Linked DNA regions of Homo sapiens: region 2 is linked to region 1. A link is an interaction called in ENCODE POLR2A ChIA-PET data of the cell type or tissue named here. Cell type or tissue: GM12878. All regions are shown on one strand. Links, peaks and the distances in the headings refer to the core of each region. The heading gives the core; the rest is flanking DNA.

Region 1 (9,312 bases), core at 1,716-5,715:
TGTTCTTGACAATTAGATAATATTTTTATTTTTAACTCATCAGCTTCTCTACCAATCTGCTTCTCTTCTTATGTACCTCTTTTCTATTAATAATTATCACTGTAGTGTAAGTTTAAAAGCTTATATTTGATTATTTCCTCTCTTACCCCTCACATTCCATAGTTGCCAAGTTCGGTCAGCTCTATTTTCTATTCTTATTGCCATTGTGACAATTTAGAAGAGATTCTCAAGACAATACCAATCTCTTGACACTGAAAAATACTGTTAAGTTTTAGACTCAAATCTCATTCATATGTTTAAAGTTAGAAATCTAAACATTATGAACTGTTTGACATTTAATGAAACTGGCTTTTAATATACATATCTTATAAAACTAATGAAACCTCACTTCATCTTGTAAAAGAAGATTTTTTTTTAAGATTCTTTTTGCTTTACGGACTTACCTTTGGCTGGATCACCCAGAGTGGTAACAGCACTGCTGCCAACACGGAGTCCACACTGACATACCAATTTTGCCTTTAAACAAAAGATTACTTTGCTTCAGTCTTTGAAGCAATGAAAAAATGCTATAATCTGTAAGGTTTTTTTTTTTAATTTTATTTTTTATTATACAATAGAGACAAGGTCTCACTATATTGCCCAGGCTGATCTCAAATTCCTGGGCTCAAGCAATCCTCCCACCTCAGCCTCCCAAAATGCTGAGATTACAGGCATGAGGCACAACTGCATCTGGCCTAATCCATAAGCTTTAAAATAAATAGTCTGCTCACTGTAGGTATTCGGGGCACAAAGAAAACTTATGCAAAGCAATCTGTATTTTGATTAATGGCCCAAACTTTTCATAGAATTTTACCATTTCAATCAACAAAAATGTCAGGAAAACCAAACTAAGCAGGGTCACAGGTAAGTCCACTAGAAGATTTATTTTCCAACTACAGCTTTAGAAGCATGAAATTTCAAAATGTCTTGTTGCCAAATGTCATTTTTAGTAAGAACCCAGAGCGTGTTATTTGAATTCAGACGATTAAATTTCAAAAGGGATAAACTCTTCTGGTATTACTATATAGTCCTTATTATATGTTAGTGCTAATTATCCGCTAAACAAATCTGCCCCCCTTCTTTATAAACCATTAACCTAATCGAAGCACTAACTTTGAATTATTTTAGATCTCTGGTATTGTTTAAAATGTATCTCGGAAGCCATACATATCTTTGGAGACCTACCCTGTACACGGTCCTTTCCTTCTCCCATAATTTAGGTACAGGCAACAATACAGATTTCAGTCTTCAAATATTGAATGAAGCAATTTCAGTTAACCAGGATGCCAAAGTTTATTAAGTTACATGATTTATCTCCCAAATCAAATAACTTAAACCAGAAAAATTTCCACAGGAAACAAAGTTTCGATTAAACGATAATCCAGAATGGAAAAATATCCATTCACTCTAGTAAAGGCCATTATTGACACTAAAGAAAACTGTTTTAATCCAAATTGCACCCTAAGCTTACAAATGTATTTCAGATAAAACTAAAGAGAAACCGTGAAAAGTTGTAGAAATCAAATCAAATCTCCTTCATGACTGGCTTTTTTGTTGCTGTCATTTACATGCCACCAAACTAAGCAACAAAAAACACTGATGAATTGGTAATCTTACAACTCTTACAGAACTGAAGTACCACAATACTTAAGACTAATGATACCATTAATTTTCTACAACCTAATTCCCTTACCTGCTTTTCAGTATCAAACAGAAGAAACCCGTAAGTGTCTTGAAGTTCTTCCTGAGTATAACTACTTGCTTTTTTTTGTTGGTAAAAAGTTTTGTACTGTATAAAGAGAGAACAGAATAACCAAACGCTATAAACATACTATTTTGTCTTGCAAATTTTTAAAAATGCATCATTTGAATTCTTCCTGCCATTAAGACTAAACATAAATGCATTATTTTTCTATTCCCTAGAATAATTACCTTCCAAGTGACTATTTCCAAGGATCTGCTGCGTCTGAAAAATTATAGCTAAAAAGTGCTAGGCTTATATACCAAAAATGATGGGTTTACCTCTTTTAAAACTAAAACAAAACCATCATAGTGTGTACCAAGCACCTCACCTCATTTAAGAAAATGTCATTTTTCACCAAAGTCACTTGACTGTACTGAAAACCATGCTCAGATGAAGAGTCCAAGTAAGAAGTATGGAGGAGTGAAACTGCCCTCTGGAAGAGAGAGTCTGAACTCAAGGACACTGTCTCAAAAACTGTAAAACACAAACAAAAATAACGCAGCTATTTAAGATTCCAAAGGATGGGGTTAAGGGAGACACACTGAATATCACTCAAAACATCACCTATTCCTTTCCTATATAACTAAGAAATATTTGTACTGTCTTAACAAAATTTAAAAGACCTCTGATGTAAAGAAAATAACCTAAATAAATTAGAACTGAAGCTGAATTACTTTTAGTACAGGAGCTAAAATATGTCCTGCCAGACCTGGTATGTCTTTTGGTTGAAAGCTGTGTACTATAACTGTAGTTGGTCAAAAGTGGATACAACTGTAGTGTCAAGGTGGTGGTCAGGAGCTGCTTAGACTTTTAGAGCAATTTCTCATTCTTTAGTTTTTTTCATCCTTTGTTTCTATTCTTTTTTTTTTAAATATATACGCCACACTTGATAAACTTACTCTTTACATATTTTCATTAAATCCCTAAGTCAGCTAGGTCCCTTTTAAGGGACCTACTATTGCCCACTCACCAGACACAATAGAAATCATTGTATCTCTGGGATTTCCTCACCCGTCAAGAAGAGTCTATTGAGTTTTACTTCCTGTGAGTTGTATTATAAAATCACTTTCTTTCATTTTATACAACAGAGCTGTACTTACAATTTTTTGAAGGTGCTTTTTTCAAACCATACCCATGTGAGATAGCTTTGAGGGACTGTGATACACCCTTCCCATGAGAGGCACGTTTCCTAATTGAGAATTACCGACTGGATCCAGTAATTATGTTGACTGACTCTTTGTGCCTTTTGATTTTACAAGTCTCTACTTTAGCAAGAACTGAGCCTAATGACCTACGGACACTCTTGCATCTAACCATTTTAACTGTTCACTCTCCTATTTGTACTCTTTCTATTCTCTTTATTAAGGTTGGGGGGTTTTACAAACCTAGTATTTATAAACAATAAGGAGAAGAGAATGATTTATATAGCACTGGAAGTACTGGTCATATAGTATAAATGTTATGAAGTACAGTAATATGGCTTCCTACTTTTACCAAAACTGCCAAATGTATTAAAGTTCAAAAATTAAAGAGAAAAAAGAATCTCAATTAAAACTAACTTGTAAGTAACCAATATACAAAAACTAGACTATCTCAGAAATGAAAGCAAACATTTTAGTAAGCTAAATTTAGACTAAATTGTCCTAATACTTTAATTATCAAGGCATTTAAAAAATCTTTTAATAAACTTCCAAGTATCAAAATGAAAGACTGTAAATAGAAAAGAATGAAATGTTTACGAATATTCTGAAGTTGATATACATGATTTATATATTCATTCTAAGTTTTACTTTTACTTTTGCTCAGTTTCACTTTCTCCTTCAATATACCAGTGCTTTAAAAAATAGGGATATTCTGAATAGATGCAAATAGCAAAACACCAGTTATAAGAGTTAAAATTAAAGCTTTATTAGCTGCATTACTCAAAACAAACTGGCAAACCTGAGCATTTTCAAATTCATTTTACAAATAATCTGTACTGCTAGCCTAAACACAAATCAAGATTTCTTTAGAAACAATAATTTTGGGAACTTTATATTTGATATTTATAAAAAAGCAAGAAAGTTTCAAAATTGAATTACCTATAGACCAATATTTGAGAAACACATTGTTTACACTGAAAGAAATATTTTAAAAAGTAACTCTGGAAATGAAGACTGTGATTATCAACTTCTCTAAATTCTGTAAGTCATTAATAGGTAGGCACAGATTTAAGTTACATACGTCCTCATTTTTGAGCATCATAATGCACAATAATGAACTGAAAACTGAAGAGATGGTGCAATTAAAAACACTAATACAGGGTTTCCCAAATACATGGTCAGAGAACACTTCATTAACACCAGTGTGGGGAATACTGTTCCCTATATAGCTATAAATAAAGCCAATGATTTAAAACGAAGGAGGAGGAACAAGTACCAAATTATTTTTTGCTTATATATATTTTTATTTCCAGAACTATTTATTTATGGTTAAAAATGCTTCCACTTTAGGCCAGTATTCTTCAATATATAGCAGTATATGCATAAAAGCAGTGATTTTATGGTTAGCAGAGGTATGTTAAAAACAAAGTTGTTGGAAAATCATAGCTAATCTTAAATCTTTCATGGGTTCATAATGACATCAATTACACTCTCAAGAAAGCACAAGTTTCCTGTTCAGTAAATGAGGAGACAGATGAAAATTTCATCTAGAAATTTGACGCTCTCCCTTCTTTACAAAATACACTTTCATTTGAGAGTCCAATCAGTGCACCAAACAATACAAACACTTTATGAATGAATGGTCTCATAACTGCTGAGCAATGCTCAAGCTTTATTTAAACATTCAAGATTACCAGACTATGAAAATGAAGAGGGGGCTATACCACAAAGAAACCTAAAAATCTAAGACGGTAAAACTTGAAAAGTGCTTGCCTATAAAGCATTAAGTATATCCCTTAGGGCTTAAGTGATGAATAAAGAGCATGTGAGAAAGGTTAAATTCAATCACAACAGAGGAACATACGTGTTTTATGTTGCAATTTGAAAAGTTAATCACCTATTACTTTTGGACTAATGATTATTTTAAAAAATATAGGTACTGGAAATCATAATTTTTTAAAGTCTTTTTGTTTTACATGATCTAAATTAAAACTAAAAACATTTTAATCATTCTATTCTGGATTCATTAGTTATGACTTATAGCACTTAGTTTAATACCCACTCTTTTCTGATAGGGACCCTGTCTCGATCTTCTCTAAGAGAGAATGTAGCTGGGAGGGTGGTCTTAATTCATTTTCACCAAGTATACCCTCAGAATTCTTGACATAGTCCTGTTCTCTGTTAATGTCATAAATGCTAAAATGAAGAAAGAAAAAAAATCATAAAGTGAACAATTCTATTTATAGCATATTTACTATAGAAACAAATGTTCGCTGAGTAATTTGTATTAGGAATAATTATGTAATATTTATTTACCTCCTTTGACAAGTATTCTCAGCTAAGGACTTAATTTGTTCTATAAGCTATAACACATAATCTGAAATGTTTTTCCTCCAAAAGTCTTTAACTTCTAAAGAAAATTTTGTACACAGAAATATATTATGCTTAATCGCTTTTGCCTTACTGAAAAAAAATCTTTCAAAATGAAGAGATCACAGAACCACATCTTTATTCCACTAGTTGAAAATAACGGAATCAAGCAGAACACAATTTACAAAAATCTCTCTCCTCCCCCAAATTAGTTGTATATATATTCATTAAACAAAACTATTAGTGGTGACTATTATGCATCCAATATCATGCTAAATCTTGGATTTATCAAGACAAATGGCAAACAGTCTCTATTACAGGGAAACAGGCTCTACATTAAAAAAGTTCAGATTAGGCTGGGCGAGGTGGCTCATGCCTGTAATCCCAGCACGCCGGGAAGCTAAGGCAGGCAGATTGTTTGAACTCAGGAGCTTGAGACCAGCCAGGGCAACAAAGTGAGACCCCACCTCTATAAAAAATACAAAAATTAGCCAGGCATGGTGGAGTGCACCTGTAGTCCCAGCTACTTTGGAGGCTGAGGTGGGACGATGGCTTGAGTCTGGGGGGAAGAAGTTGCAGTGAGCTGAGATTGCACCCCTGAACTCCAGCCTGGGTAACAGAGCCAGACCATGTCAGAAAGAGAGAAAGAGAGGAAAGGAAAGAAAGGAAGGAAAGGAAGGAAGGAAGAAAGGAAGGAAAGGAAGGAAGGAAGGAAGGAAGGGAGGAAGGGAGGGAGGGAGGGAGGGAGGAAGGAAGAGATAGAGAAAGAGAGAGAAAAGGAGAGAAAGAAAGAAAAAGAAAGAAAGAAAGAGAAAGAAAGGAAAGAAAGAGAAAGCAAGCAAGTTAGCTCAGAATAGACAAGGAAGAAAAATCTGCAAAGAAATTAGTACTATAAATGTGTAGGAGTATCTAAAACATGATATAGTGGATGTACAGTGATACAACCAATTTTATGGAGATGGAGCTATGTCAAGAAAGATTTCATGGAGGCACAGATACTTGAAATCTGGAAGATATTCCAATGAGGAAGCCAAAAAAGGAAACTAGTGTACATTTTCTAGATAGCAGAAATAGTATGAGCAAATGAACAGCGGTTTAAACATGATACATTAAAGGAACTGCAAATAGTTTAATATGACTGATTAAGGGAAGAAGGGAGAGAAGAATAAGAACGAAGAAAAAGATTACAAAGGTGGTCAAGTTTTCAGTTTTTATCATGAGTCTGTGGAATAAGGATTTTCATATGCTTCACAAAAACAGCATGTATAGTTTTACAGCACATTTTCCCCCCAAAAAGAACTGGAGGTAGAATTGTGTGGATACATTCAAAATTTTTTAGGAAAAGTAGCTATGTTGATAATAATTCATGAAGGAGGTTGTTTATGTAGGGGAAAATTAGGAATAGGGAGACCAGGGTTCTGGTCTACCTATTGAACTCACTAGGTGCTACCACTAATGTGTTTTGAGACAGTGGTTAAAGACACATTGGATTGACTTCCCAACAATCATGTCCCTTTTACTTCCCTTCCATAAAACCACAATTTTGTTCAGGTATCAGGTTATCCCATGGTTCAGAAGAAGTGTGTGTGTGTGTGTGTGTGTGTGTGTGTGTGTGTGTGTGTGTGTGTGAAAATGAGTGAGGGAGAGTGAGTATGTGTGTGTGTGGGGTTGGGGGGGGAGACAGAGAGAGAGAGAGAGAGAAAGAGAATGAGAATCTTAATTACTCTAAGATCATTATGGTAATTCCACTCCCTTTGAATAGTGTTTGTTTTAGGAATAAACATGTGACTCAGTTCTGGCCAGTGAGATATAAATGGAAGTCTACAGAGAGAGTTCTGGGAAACCTTTCTTAGAAAAGGACTCCATCTTCTAGCCTAGGATCTTGTCTGAAGATGTGTTGCCTGGATCTCCTTGCAACCAAGATGGCAGCCAACATAGAACGGAACAGAACAGAAAGAAACTAGATCCCTGAACTGATGAAATAAACTAACCTGGGGGCTGCCTCATCTTTGGGCTTTATACATGAAATAATAAATGTTCCTTATTGTTTAAACTTTTATTGGAAGCTGAAGACATACTAACTGATGGATTTTGTTAAATTTATACTCTCTAAGGCCTCCTTTAGTTATAATTGCCTTTCTAAAGCTCCTTTCAGTTGTGACTCTACAAGGAACTTTACTGAAGGCTTGCTGTGCATGAGGCATGGTGCACTGGCATCAGATAACTTAGCAAATTCCTTTTTTCTTTGCTGCCATGGATAGAGACGTTATCCTAGTATTTGTTAGCAAGGAAGCTATTGTTATTAATGATAACAATGGCTAACATTTGTTGGGTGCTTACTTTTTTTTTTTTGAGACGGAGTCTTGCTCCGTGGCCCAGGCTGGAGCGTAAGTGGCTTGATTCTGGTTCACTGCAACCTCCACCTCCCGGGTTCAAGCAACTCTCTTGCCTCGGCCTCCCGTGTAGCTGGGATTACAAGTGCCCAGCAACATGCCCGGCTAATTTTTGTATTTTTAGTAGAGATGGGATTTCACCATGTTAGCCAGGTTGGTCTCGAACTCCTGGCCTCAAGTGATCTGCATACCTCGGCCTCCCAAAGTGCTGGAATTACAGGCATGAGCCACCGTGCTAGGCCTAGGTTTCACTACTTAACTGTATGTATTAATCATTGCTGAGCCATACTGTGTAGTCAAGTTCTTTCCTTATACCGTGTTTTGCTTTTCTGAATTTAAAATAGCTTAATTTTCAGTTACCAATCATTATTTCAGCTTGAAATTCTAGAGAACTAACAATATCCTCTGGATAAAGATAGATCAAAGATTTTGTCTGTTTTGAGCAGCTTCTTTTCTTTTTTTTGGAAGGACCTTTCTGGAGCACTATGTCTTCCAGCTTCAATCTGGGCTTGTGCCCTCTGATATTACTGCCTGGCTTTCTAACTTTGCTGGGGGATGTTAAGACACAAAATTGATCTACAGATTCAACACAATCTCAGTTTGCAGAAACTGATGATCTGATTCTAAAATTTATATAAGAAAGATATAAGCCAAAACAATTTTGAAAAAGAACAAAGCTGAAGGACTCACTACCTGATTTTGAGAATTACTACAAAGCTAAAGTAGTCAAGACAAGGTGGTAATGATACAAAGAAAATGCATATAGATCAATGGAACAGAATAGAGTCCAGATAACAGATTTTCAATATTGCCAGTATAATTCCATTGAGAAAGAATATCTTTGCAATAAATGCTGCTACAGAACAACTAAAACGGAGGAAAAAAACATGAACCTCAAACCTCTACCTTAAACCATAAAATTTAACTCAAAATGAATCACAGACCTAAACATAAAAACTATAACTATTTGGCTAAAATTATAAAATTTAAAAAATCATAGGAAAAAATGTACTTGACTATGGGGTACATAAAGTTTTCATAGGGCACAAAATTAGTGACCTAGAAAAATGTATACATCAGACTTCCTAAAAATTAAAACCATCTGATCTTCCAAGGTATCATTATTAAGAAATGGGAAATATTTGTAAAGTACCTGTACCTAGAATATATAAAAAACTCATAGACACATTTCACAAAATAAAGCATATAATAAAAAGAAACATGGGAAATGGGTCAATATTATTAGTTATCAGGGAAGTGCTAATTAAAACCACAATAAAATACTACTGCTCCAGTAGAATGGCTAAAAAGACTGAAAATACCAAGCGTTGGCAAGGATGAGGAGCCTCTGGAACACTCCTAGTAGAAATATAAAGCCAACTGAAAAATTATATAGCCAATTTAAAAAATAACATCAGTTTCTTATAAACACATACTTACCATATGACCCAAAATTCTATTCCTAGATATTTACCCAAGAGAATAAAACATATCCACAAAAACACTTGCACATGAATGTTCAGAGCAGCTTTTTCACAGTAGCCTAAAACTGGAAGCAACTCCAATATTCATCAATAGGTGAATGGATAAACTTGTATATTCACACATAATAATAATCAGCAAT
Region 2 (9,940 bases), core at 3,444-7,443, 70 kb before region 1:
ATTTGTTCTTGTTATCTTAAGCTGTTATCATTAAGTGCCCGGTTGTATCTTAGCATACAGAGGCGGAAAAGCAAGAGCATTCAGAATTTAGGCAATTGGCTGAGTGTAGATCAGAGTTGTCAAAGGGAGACTCTTCAGATGGGTGGCTTCATGGATACTTGTTCAGAGTCACATTTACCTTGTACCTAGTAAGAAACATAATTTGACATTTTTCATTCAGTTAAGTAGTAGTTTTAATTACTTGTAATTGTATGGTAGAATTGAAGACTTTATAAGTAACCTGTTATAATCGTGTCAGTTTAAGGTGTTGTGAAACTGGAAGCCATGCTGTCCAAACTCCCATATCTTAAATTGCATCCTGCATTTTAGGCGCGGTGGCTCATGCCTGTAATCTCAGCACTTTGGGAGGCCGTGGTGGGCGGATCACCTGAGGTCAGGAGTTTGAGACCAGCCTAACATGGTGAAACCTTGTTTCTACCAAAAGTACAAAAATTAGCTGGGCGTAATGGCGGTTGCCTATAATCCCAGCTACTCGGGAGGCTGAGACAGGAGAATCGCTTGAACACGGGAGGCAGAGGTTGCAGTGAGCTGAGATTGCGTCATTGCACTCCAGTCTAGGCGACAGAGCAAGACTCTGTCTCAAAAAAAAAAAAAAAAAAAAAAATTGCATCCTGCATTCCGCAGTTGATAACAAGGCATGTTTAAACTTTGCTCTCATACTTCGTTCTCCTCAATGTCTGATTGTGAGTGTGCTTTTTGAAAAATTCTTTTTTATTTAGGCCTAATGGGATTGTTTGAAAAACGTCGCTTCAGGAAATTCCTAGTGTATGTTGCCAACTTCGATGAAAAAGATCCAAGAACTTTTGAAGGCATTGATCCTAAGAAGACCACAATGCGAGATGTGTATAAGAAATTTGATTTGGGTCAAGACGTTATAGATTTTACTGGTCATGCTCTTGCACTTTACAGAACTGATGAGTAAGTATTTTGGTTTTTAGATTTGTATTTTTCTTGAAATTCTCACTAAATTTCCCAAGTCTTCCAAGTGGAAATTCTAACAAAACAAATACTTAGCCATATTGCACTATGAATGAAGAGGTTCTAGTTGAAATTAGTGTTGGGACCTTTTAAGTGATTTAAATATAAAGGTAGTGGGCCAGGTGTGGTGGCTCACGCCTGTGATCCCAGCACTTTGGGAGGCCAAGTTGGGTGGATCATTTGAGGTCAGGAGTTCAAGACCAGCCTGGCCAACATGGTGAAACCCCCTCTCTACTAAAAATGCAAAAATTAGTTGGGCGGTAGTGGTGCGTCCCTGTAATTCCAGCCACTTGGGAGGCTGAGGCAGAAGAATCACTTGAGCCTGGGAGGTGGAAGTTGTGGGGAGCCGAGATTGCACCACTGCACTCCAGTCTGGGCGACAGAGTGAGACCCTGTCTCAAAAAACAAAAAAACAAAAAAGAAGATAGCGGATTGAAATCGCTTCAAAAAAAATTATAAATTGAACACCATGAATGAAAACTAAAGCCCTTTCCTAATACTCATTTCCTTTCTTCCAGTTACTTAGATCAACCGTGTTATGAAACCATTAATAGAATTAAACTTTACAGTGAATCTTTGGCAAGATATGGCAAAAGCCCATACCTTTATCCACTCTATGGCCTTGGAGAACTGCCCCAAGGATTTGCAAGGTAAGAGCCTGTGTTTAAAACCTCAGTGATCCAAAACCTCATCTTCAACATAATGTGTATATGAGATATAGTTTAAATAATGAGATGAGATCAGTCTATGAGTAATAAGATGCTTTTTATTTTTATTGAAATAAAATTAACATATAATGATATGCATGGATCTTCAGTTAAAAAAAATCCAGTTTTATACAACTGTAGCTGATGTGCTCTTGTAAGTGCCAACTCCTGGCTGGAGGCCAGCCAATACAAAACCAGCGCACTTAACAAAAATACAACCAAGGACCTTCACAGAATCTACTTCACACCCCTGTTACCTCCACCAGAGTAAGTGCTGGTATCCACGCCTGAGAGACCTGGAGACAGATCACATCACAGGACTCTTTGCAGACACTCTCCAGTACCAGCTTAGAGCCTGATTATCTCCACTGGGCGGCTAGATCAAGAAGAGAAATAACAATCACTGCAGTTTGGCTCTCAGGAAGCCCCATCCCTAGGGGAAAGGGGAGAGCACCACATCAAGGGAGCATCCCTGTGGGACAAAAGAATCTGAACAGCAGCCCTTGAGTTCCAGATCTTCCCTCTGACATAGTCTATCCAGATGAGAAGGAACTGGAAAAACAACTGGGGTAATATGACAAAACAGGGTTCTTTGACACTCTGAAAAGGTCACACTAGCTTACCAGCAATGGATCTAAACCAAGACAAAAATCTCTGAATTGCCAGAAAAAGAATTCACAAGGTCATTATTACGCCAATCAAGGAGGCACGAGAGAAAGGTGAAGTCCAACTTAGCAAAACAAAAAAAGTGATACAGGATATGAATGGAAAAATTTCCAGGAAAATAGCATAAATAAATAATCACAACTTCTGAAAATCAAGGGACACACTTAGAGACATGCAAAATGCACTGGAAAGTCTCAGCAATAGAATTGAATAAGTAGAAGAAAGAAATTTCAGAGTTCGAAGACAAGGCTTTTGAATTAGCCCAATCTGACAAAGACAAAAAAGAATTTAAAAAAATGAACGCAGCCTCCAATAAGTTTGTTAAACAACCAAGCCTAAGAATAATTGGTGTTCCCAAGGAAGAAGAAGAATCTAAAAGTTTGGAAAACAAATTTGAGGGATTAATTGAGGAAAACTTCCCCGGCCTTGCTAGAGATCTAGACATCCAAATACAAGAAGCTTAAAGAACACCTGGGAAATTCATCACAAAAAGATCATCACCTAGGCACATAGTCATCAGGTTAACTAAAGTCAAGATGAAGGAAAGAATCTTAAGAGCTGTGAGTCAAAAGCCTCAGGTAACCTATAAAGGAAAACCTATCAGATTAACAGATTTCTCAGCAGAAACTCTAAAAGCTAGAAGGGATTGGGATCCTATCTTGAGCCTCCTTAAGTTATCAGCCAGTAATTTTGTATCCAGTGAAACAGAGCTTCATAAATGAAGGAAAGTAGTCTTTTTCACACAAACAAGTGCTGAGAGAATTTGCCACTACCAAGCCAGCACTACAAGAACTGCTAAAAGGAGCTCCAAATCTTGAAACAAATTCTCAAAATACCAAAATTGTATCTCCTTAAAGCATAAATCACACAGGACCTATAAAACAATAACACAATGAAGAAAAAAAACAAGGTGTTCAGGCAAACAAATAGCACGATGAATAGAATAGTACCTCAAATCTCAATACTAATGTTGAATGTAAATGGCCTACATGCTCCACTTTAAAGATACAGAATAGCAGAATGGATAAGAACTCATCAACCAAGTATCTGCTGTCTTCAAGAGATTCACCAGACACAAAAGGACTCAAATTTAAGGTAAAGGGGTGGAAAAATATATTTCATGTAAATGGACACCAGAAGCGAGCAGAAGTAGCTATTCTTATATTTTTTATTTTATAACTATATATATTTTAAAAAAAATCAGTTTGATAAATTTATAGACCTATCCCTGTCCTGGGTTTAACTAAAACCTGAGTGAAGGTATAGAACATTTTCCTCACCCCATAAAGTTCCCTTGTGTCACCTCATAATGAATACTGCCCCCCATCCCCAGCAACCACCTCTGTGATTTCTGTCACTATAGATTACTTTTGCTTGTTTTCAAAGTTCATGTAAAAGGAATAATACAATATGTTCTCATTTGTGTCTTTTTCATTTTTTGAGATTCATCCATATTGATGCATGTGTCAGTAATTCTTTTTTTTGGAGATGGAGTTCCACTCTTGTTGCCCAGGCTGGAGTGCTGTGGTGCAGTCTCAGCTCACTGCAACCTCCACCCCCTGGGTTCCAGTGATTCTCCTGCCTCAGCCTCCCAAGGAGCTGGGATTACAGGCATGCACCACCACATCCGGCTAATTTTTTATATTTAGTAGTGATGGGGTTTCACCATGTTGGTCAGTCTGGTCTTGAACTCCTGACCTCAAGTGATCCACCCACCTTGGCCTCCCAATGTGCTGGGATTACAGGTGTGAGCCATTGTGCCTGGCCAATTCTTTTTTTTTAATTGTTGAGTAGAATTCCTTTGTATGAATTATATGAGCATATAATTCTCCTTTTGGTGGACATCTAGTTAGTTTTCAGTTTTTGGCTATTATGAATGAAGGCACTGTGAAATTTTTATGTAAAACACTTTCTGTGGGGATATAGGTTTTCATTTCCTTTTGGGTAAATACTGGGAGTGAAATTGCTGACTAATGTGGCAGATAGAAGTCTGAATTCATAAGAAACTGTAAAACAGTGTTCTGGAGTGGTTGTGTCATTGTGTATACACTCAGCAGTGTATGAGAGTTCTCGTTGCTCCACATCCTTGTCAACATTTAGTATTGTAAGTTTTTAATTTTAATTGCCCAAGTGGGTGTGAAATGCTATCTCATTATGGTTTTAATTTGTATTTCTTGACTCATGTTGCTCACCTTTTCATGAGCTTATTGACCATTTGTATAATTTTGTGCTGTGATTGTTCAAGTCTTTTGCACATTTCTAAAGATTGGATTGTCTTTCTGTTTTTGACTTGTAGGAGATCTTGGTGTATGATGGTGGCAAGTCTTTTGTCATATATGTATTAAGAATATTTTCTCCCAGTTTATGGCTGGTCTTTTGATAAGCATAAGTGTTAACTTTTTTTTTGAGATAGAGTCTTGCTCTGTTGCCCAGGCTAGACTGCACTGGCATGATCTTGGCTCACTACAACCTCTGCCTCCCAGGTTCAAGCAATTCTCATGCCTCAGCCTCCCGAGTAGCTGGGACTACAGGCATGTGCCACCACGCCTGGCTAATTTTTGTATTTTGGGTAGACGGGGTTTTGCCGTTATTGAACAGGCTGGTCTCTAACTCCTGACCTCAAGTGATCCACCTGCCTTGGCTTCCCAAAGTGCTGGGATTACAGGCAGGAGCCACAGTGCCTGGCCTAGAAGTGTTACATTTTGATGAAGTCCAGTATATCAAAGAAAAAATTTTTTTAATGTTTATAGCTTTTTGGGTCCTATTTTAGAAGTCTTTTTTTTTTTTTTTTTTGGAGACAGAGTCTGGGTGTTTTGCCCAGGCCGGATTGCAGTGGCACTGTCTCGGCTCACTGCAAGCTCTGCCTCCTGGGTTCACGCCATTCTCCTGCCTCAGCCTCCTGAGTAGCTGGGACTACAGGCGCCTGCCACCGCGCCCGGCTAATTTTTTGTATTTTTAGTAGAGACGGGGTTTCACTGTTAGCCGGGATGGTGTCGATCTGCTGACTTCATGATCCGCCTGCCTTGGCCTCCCAAAGTGCTGGGATTACAAGCGTGAGCCACTGCGCCTGGCCCTATTTTAGAAGTCTTTTACTTGCCCCCAAGGGCACAGAAATACTCTCCTATTGTCTTTTTTTTTTTTTTTTTAGAAGTTTTATAATTTTATCTGTGCATTTAAATCTGATTCATCTTGAGACAGTGTTGGTGTGTGGGATGAGGTAAGACTTGAGGTTCTTTTTTTTTTTTACATACGAATATTTAGTTGTTTTAGCTGCATTTGTTGGAAAGACTTCCTTTTCTAGGTAGTCGTGGTGCCTTTGTGGGAGATCAGTTGGCTACATATGAGTTTGTTTTGGGACTCAGTTTTGTTTCAGTGATTTGTATTTCCTATGCCAGTACTACACTGTCTGGATAATTATAGTTTTATATTAAGTCTTGAAGTAGGTGATAACACTTTCGCCAACTTTTTCTTCAGAATTTGTTTTGGGTGTTCGCATTTCCATATACGTTTTTAAAATCAGGTTGTCAATTTCTAGAAAACATGCTTGTTGGGATTTTGATATTGAGTTAAATTTGTAGATGAGTTTGGAGAAAATGATCATCTTAATTATGCTGAGTCTGCCAGTCCATAAATATGATTGTTCTCCATGTGGTTTTCTTCTCAGCAGTGTTTTACAGCTTTCACTGTAGAGATCTATCACATTTTTGTTCAATCTCTTTGTACTGATGCCGCTGTTAATGTATTTTGTATTGATGCTGCTGTTAATGAAATTGTCTTAATTTTATGTTGAAATTGTTTGCTGCTGGTATACAGAAATGTAATTGTATGTTGACGTTGTATCCTATGATCTTGTACTTAAGTTTTACTAGTTCACTTACTAGTTTTTCTAGTTTTATATATTTCTTAGAATTATCCTTCTACACAGTCATGTCATCTGTGAATAAAGAGATTCTTCTTTTATAACTTTTATGTGTTTTTCCCCCACTTACCTTTATTGCACTTGTTAGGACTTCCTGATAATGTCGCAGGGATGAGAATGGACGTCCTTGCTTTGTTCCCAGTTTTACGGGGAATCTAGTAAATATTTTACTATTAAATATGTTTTCTATAGTTTTTTTTTTTTTTGTAGATGGTTTTGTCACATTAAGTTCACTTATATTTATAGTTTGGTCTGTTTTTTTGTTTGTTTGTTTGTTTGTTTTTTTTTTTGGAGACACGATCTTACTCTGTCACCCATGCTAGAGTGCAGTGGCATGATCTTGGCTCATTGCAACCTCTGCCTCCTGGGCTAAAGGGATCTTCCCATCTCAGCCTCTTGAGTAGTAGGGACTACAGGCATGCACCACCCCACCTGGCTAACTTTTGTATTTTGGTAGAGATGGAGTCTCACCATGTTGCCCAGGCTGGTGTTGAACTTCTGGGCTTAAGTGAGCATGGTGGCTCATGCCTGTAATTGCAGCACTTTGGGAGGGTGAGGTGGGTGGATCGCTTGAAGCCCAGGAGTTGGAGACCAGCCTAGGCAACCTGGTGAAACCCTGTCTCTAGAAAAACACAAAAAATTAGCTGGGTGTGGTGATGCATGCCTGTAGTCCCAGCTATTCGGGAGGCTGAGTGGGAGGATCCCTTGAGCCTGAGAGGTTGAGACTGCAGTGAGCCGTGATCATACCACTGCATTTCAGTGTGGGTGACAGAGCAGGACCCTGTCTCTTACAAAAAAAAAAAAAGCATCAAACTTTTTTTTTTCCCCCTCTCTGTGCTTCATATCGGAGAATGCCTGTTCATGTGGCTTCAAGTTTACTGACCTTTTCTGCTATTTTCAATAGGCTGTTAATCTCATTCAGTGAATTTTAATTTTTTTATACTGTCTAGATCTAGAGTTCTCATTTTCTATAGTTTTATTTTTTCTTATTTTTTTTTTTTCGAGACGGAGTCACCCAGGCTGAAGTGCAGTGGCGCGATCTCAGCTCACTGCAACCTCTGCCTCCCGGGTTCAAGCGATTCTCCTGCCTCAGCCTCCCAAGTAGCTGGGATTACAGGCACATGCCACCACACTCGGGTGATTTTTGTATTTTTAGTAGAGATGGGGTTTCACCATGTTGGCCAGGATGGTCTCATCTCCTGACCTTGTGATCCGCCCGCCTCAGCCTCCCAAACTGCTGCTTTACAGGCATGAGTCACCGTTCCCGGCCTATAGTTTTCATTTTTGTGATATTCTCTATTTACTTGACTGTTTTGAGTACATTTATAACAACATATTTATCCTTGAATATGTATCTTTGAACAAGGATATTTGTTCTGGAACATATTCTTGAACATATAATATCCTTGAACGTATTTATAATAGCTGCTTTTAAACTGCGTATTTTAACATTTGGGCATCTGTTTCTGTTGTTTGTTTTTCTGTTTTCTTTGGATCACAGTTTTCTGTTTCTTCCCATGTCTAGTAATGTTGGATTGTATACTGGACACATGAATTGATAGTTTGTTGAGATGCCGGATTCTTCCTCTGAAAAGTTGGTTTTGGTTTGAGTAGGCAGTTACATTTTTTTATTGACTGTTCATCTTGCATTTGTGGAGACTGGATTTTACACCTTGTTAAAGTGGGTCCTTTTAGTTTTTCCTTTTGTTGTTTGCTGATTTGTTTTAAATCACAATTTATTGATTTCTTACAATCAAATACTGCCAACTAGCATTACTTCCACTCATGCATCATTAAAAGCAAAGGATATTTCCTCCTTGGTATTTTTAAATGGTACATTATACAATAAACAAAGTTAGAACTTAAAATGCACCCTTATTAATTATGTAAACTGGTAATTTGTTTAAAAAAGCATAACTAATAATTTGGTTCCTTTCTTCATAAAATGGAAATTTAAATATTTCTCCTGATAGTCTTGAGGTGATCATTAGTAGTGCAAAGTGTGGCACACACGTATAGTTTCATCTAGAAAGGTGTGTCTCTTACACAACTTATTTAAACAAAATGCACATTAACAAAATGCATATAGTCAATGCATGAAAGAAAGCATGTTTCAATTACAAGGCAGCCCCTCGGGCCACCATATTATTTAAGTTTTGCATGATCATTTATGGCATTATAGATTAATTATGCATAACATACTTTTATACTTTTTTTTAAATTATACTTTAAGTTCTGGGGTACATGTGCAGAACGTGCAGGTTTGTTACATAGGTATACATGTGCCATGGTGTTTTGCTGTGCTCATCAACCCATCATCTACATTAGGTACTTCTAGTGCTATCCCTCCCTAGCCCCCATCCCCTGACAGGCCCCGGTGTGTGATGTTCCTCTCCCTGTGTCCATGTGTTGTCATTGTTCAACTCCCACTTATGAGTGAGAACATGCGGTATTTGGTTTTCTGTTCCTGTGTTAGTTAACTGAGAATGATGGTTTCCAGCTTCATCCATGTCCCTGCAAAGGACATGAACTCATCCTTTTTTATGGCTGCATAGTATTCCATGGTGTATATGTGCCACATTTTCTTTATCCCGTCTACCATTGATGGATATTTGGGTTGGTTCCAAGTCTTTGCTATTGTGAACAGTGCTGCAGTAAACATAAGTGTGCATGTGTCCTTATAGTAGCATGATTTATAATCCTTTGGGTATATACCCAGTAATGGGATTGCTGGGTCAGATGGTATTTCTGGTTCTAGATCCTTGAGGAATCACCACACTGTCTTCCACAGTGGTTGAACTAATTTACACTCCCACCAACAGCGTAAAAGTATTCCTATTTCTCCACATCCTCTCCAGCATCTGCTGTTTCCTGGCTTTTTAACGATCACCATTCCAGCTGGCGTGAGACGGTTTCTCACATGGTTTTGTGGTTTTGATTTGTATTTCTCTAATGACCAGTGATGATGAGCTTTTTTTCATGTTTCTTGGCTGCATAAATGTTTTCTTTTGAGAAATGACTGTGTTGAGATGGAGTCTCACTCTGTCACCCAGGCTGGAGTTGGAATGGCATGATCTTGGCTCACTGCAGCCTCCGCCTCCTGGGTTCAAGCGATTCTCTCACTTCAGCCTCCTGAGTAGCTGGGATTTCAGGCACCTGCCATCATGCCCGGCTAATTTTTGTATTTTTTGTGGAGATAGTGTTTCACCATGTTGGCCAGGCTGGTCTTGAACTCCTGACCTCAGGTGATCCACCCGCCTCGGCCTTTCAAAGTGCTGGGATTACAGGCATGAGCCACCGTGCCTGGCATAACTTTTATGCATTTTAACCCTGAAGACAAGACAAGTAATTGTTGCTTGAAAAAATTATTCTATGTAGCCATTTGGTTTGTATCTGGAGAAACTGAACCTCCATGAATTTAGTGTGTACTAAGTTGGAATCATTAGCTCGAGTCAGTGAATCAGATACATTTCACAGTGACTGTTTGCCAAGTCCTGGCAATGCCTCTTCTCCCACAGTCTGCCAGATGAAGCATTTCCGGGATTACCCTTCTATGTGGTTTTCCCTTTTAATTTTTTTGCTGGATTAACTGTTTTCGCATTATTTCCTC

What was found. Peaks named below come from ENCODE experiments on the same cell type or tissue, not always from the same donor. Only the 100,000 strongest peaks of a DNase experiment are listed, where the experiment ranks them.
Region 2: POLR2A ChIA-PET joins it to region 1 with 6 read pairs; 3 of 35 experiments call an interaction of 5 or more read pairs at or near these places.

The regions. Positions count from the first base shown.
Region 1 is chr10:5,705,339-5,714,650 of GRCh38, reverse strand. It overlaps TASOR2 (transcription activation suppressor family member 2), which reads right to left. Exons shown (of 22, transcript NM_001321783.2): 2 at 1,733-1,828; 3 at 444-516. Among named protein-coding and RNA genes, the nearest start is that of TASOR2, 25 kb to the right of the region's middle. In GM12878, for the core only: no CTCF peak of the experiment used is centred there; no DNase peak of the experiment used is centred there; H3K4me3 peaks cover 281 bases; H3K27ac peaks cover 1,179 bases.
Region 2 is chr10:5,776,890-5,786,829 of GRCh38, reverse strand. GDI2 (GDP dissociation inhibitor 2) reads left to right here. Exons shown (of 11, transcript NM_001494.4): 5 at 780-978; 6 at 1,557-1,688. It also overlaps the pseudogene NRBF2P5. Among named protein-coding and RNA genes, the nearest start is that of GDI2, 32 kb to the left of the region's middle. RefSeq lists a silencer at 4,297-4,497. In GM12878, for the core only: no CTCF peak of the experiment used is centred there; no DNase peak of the experiment used is centred there.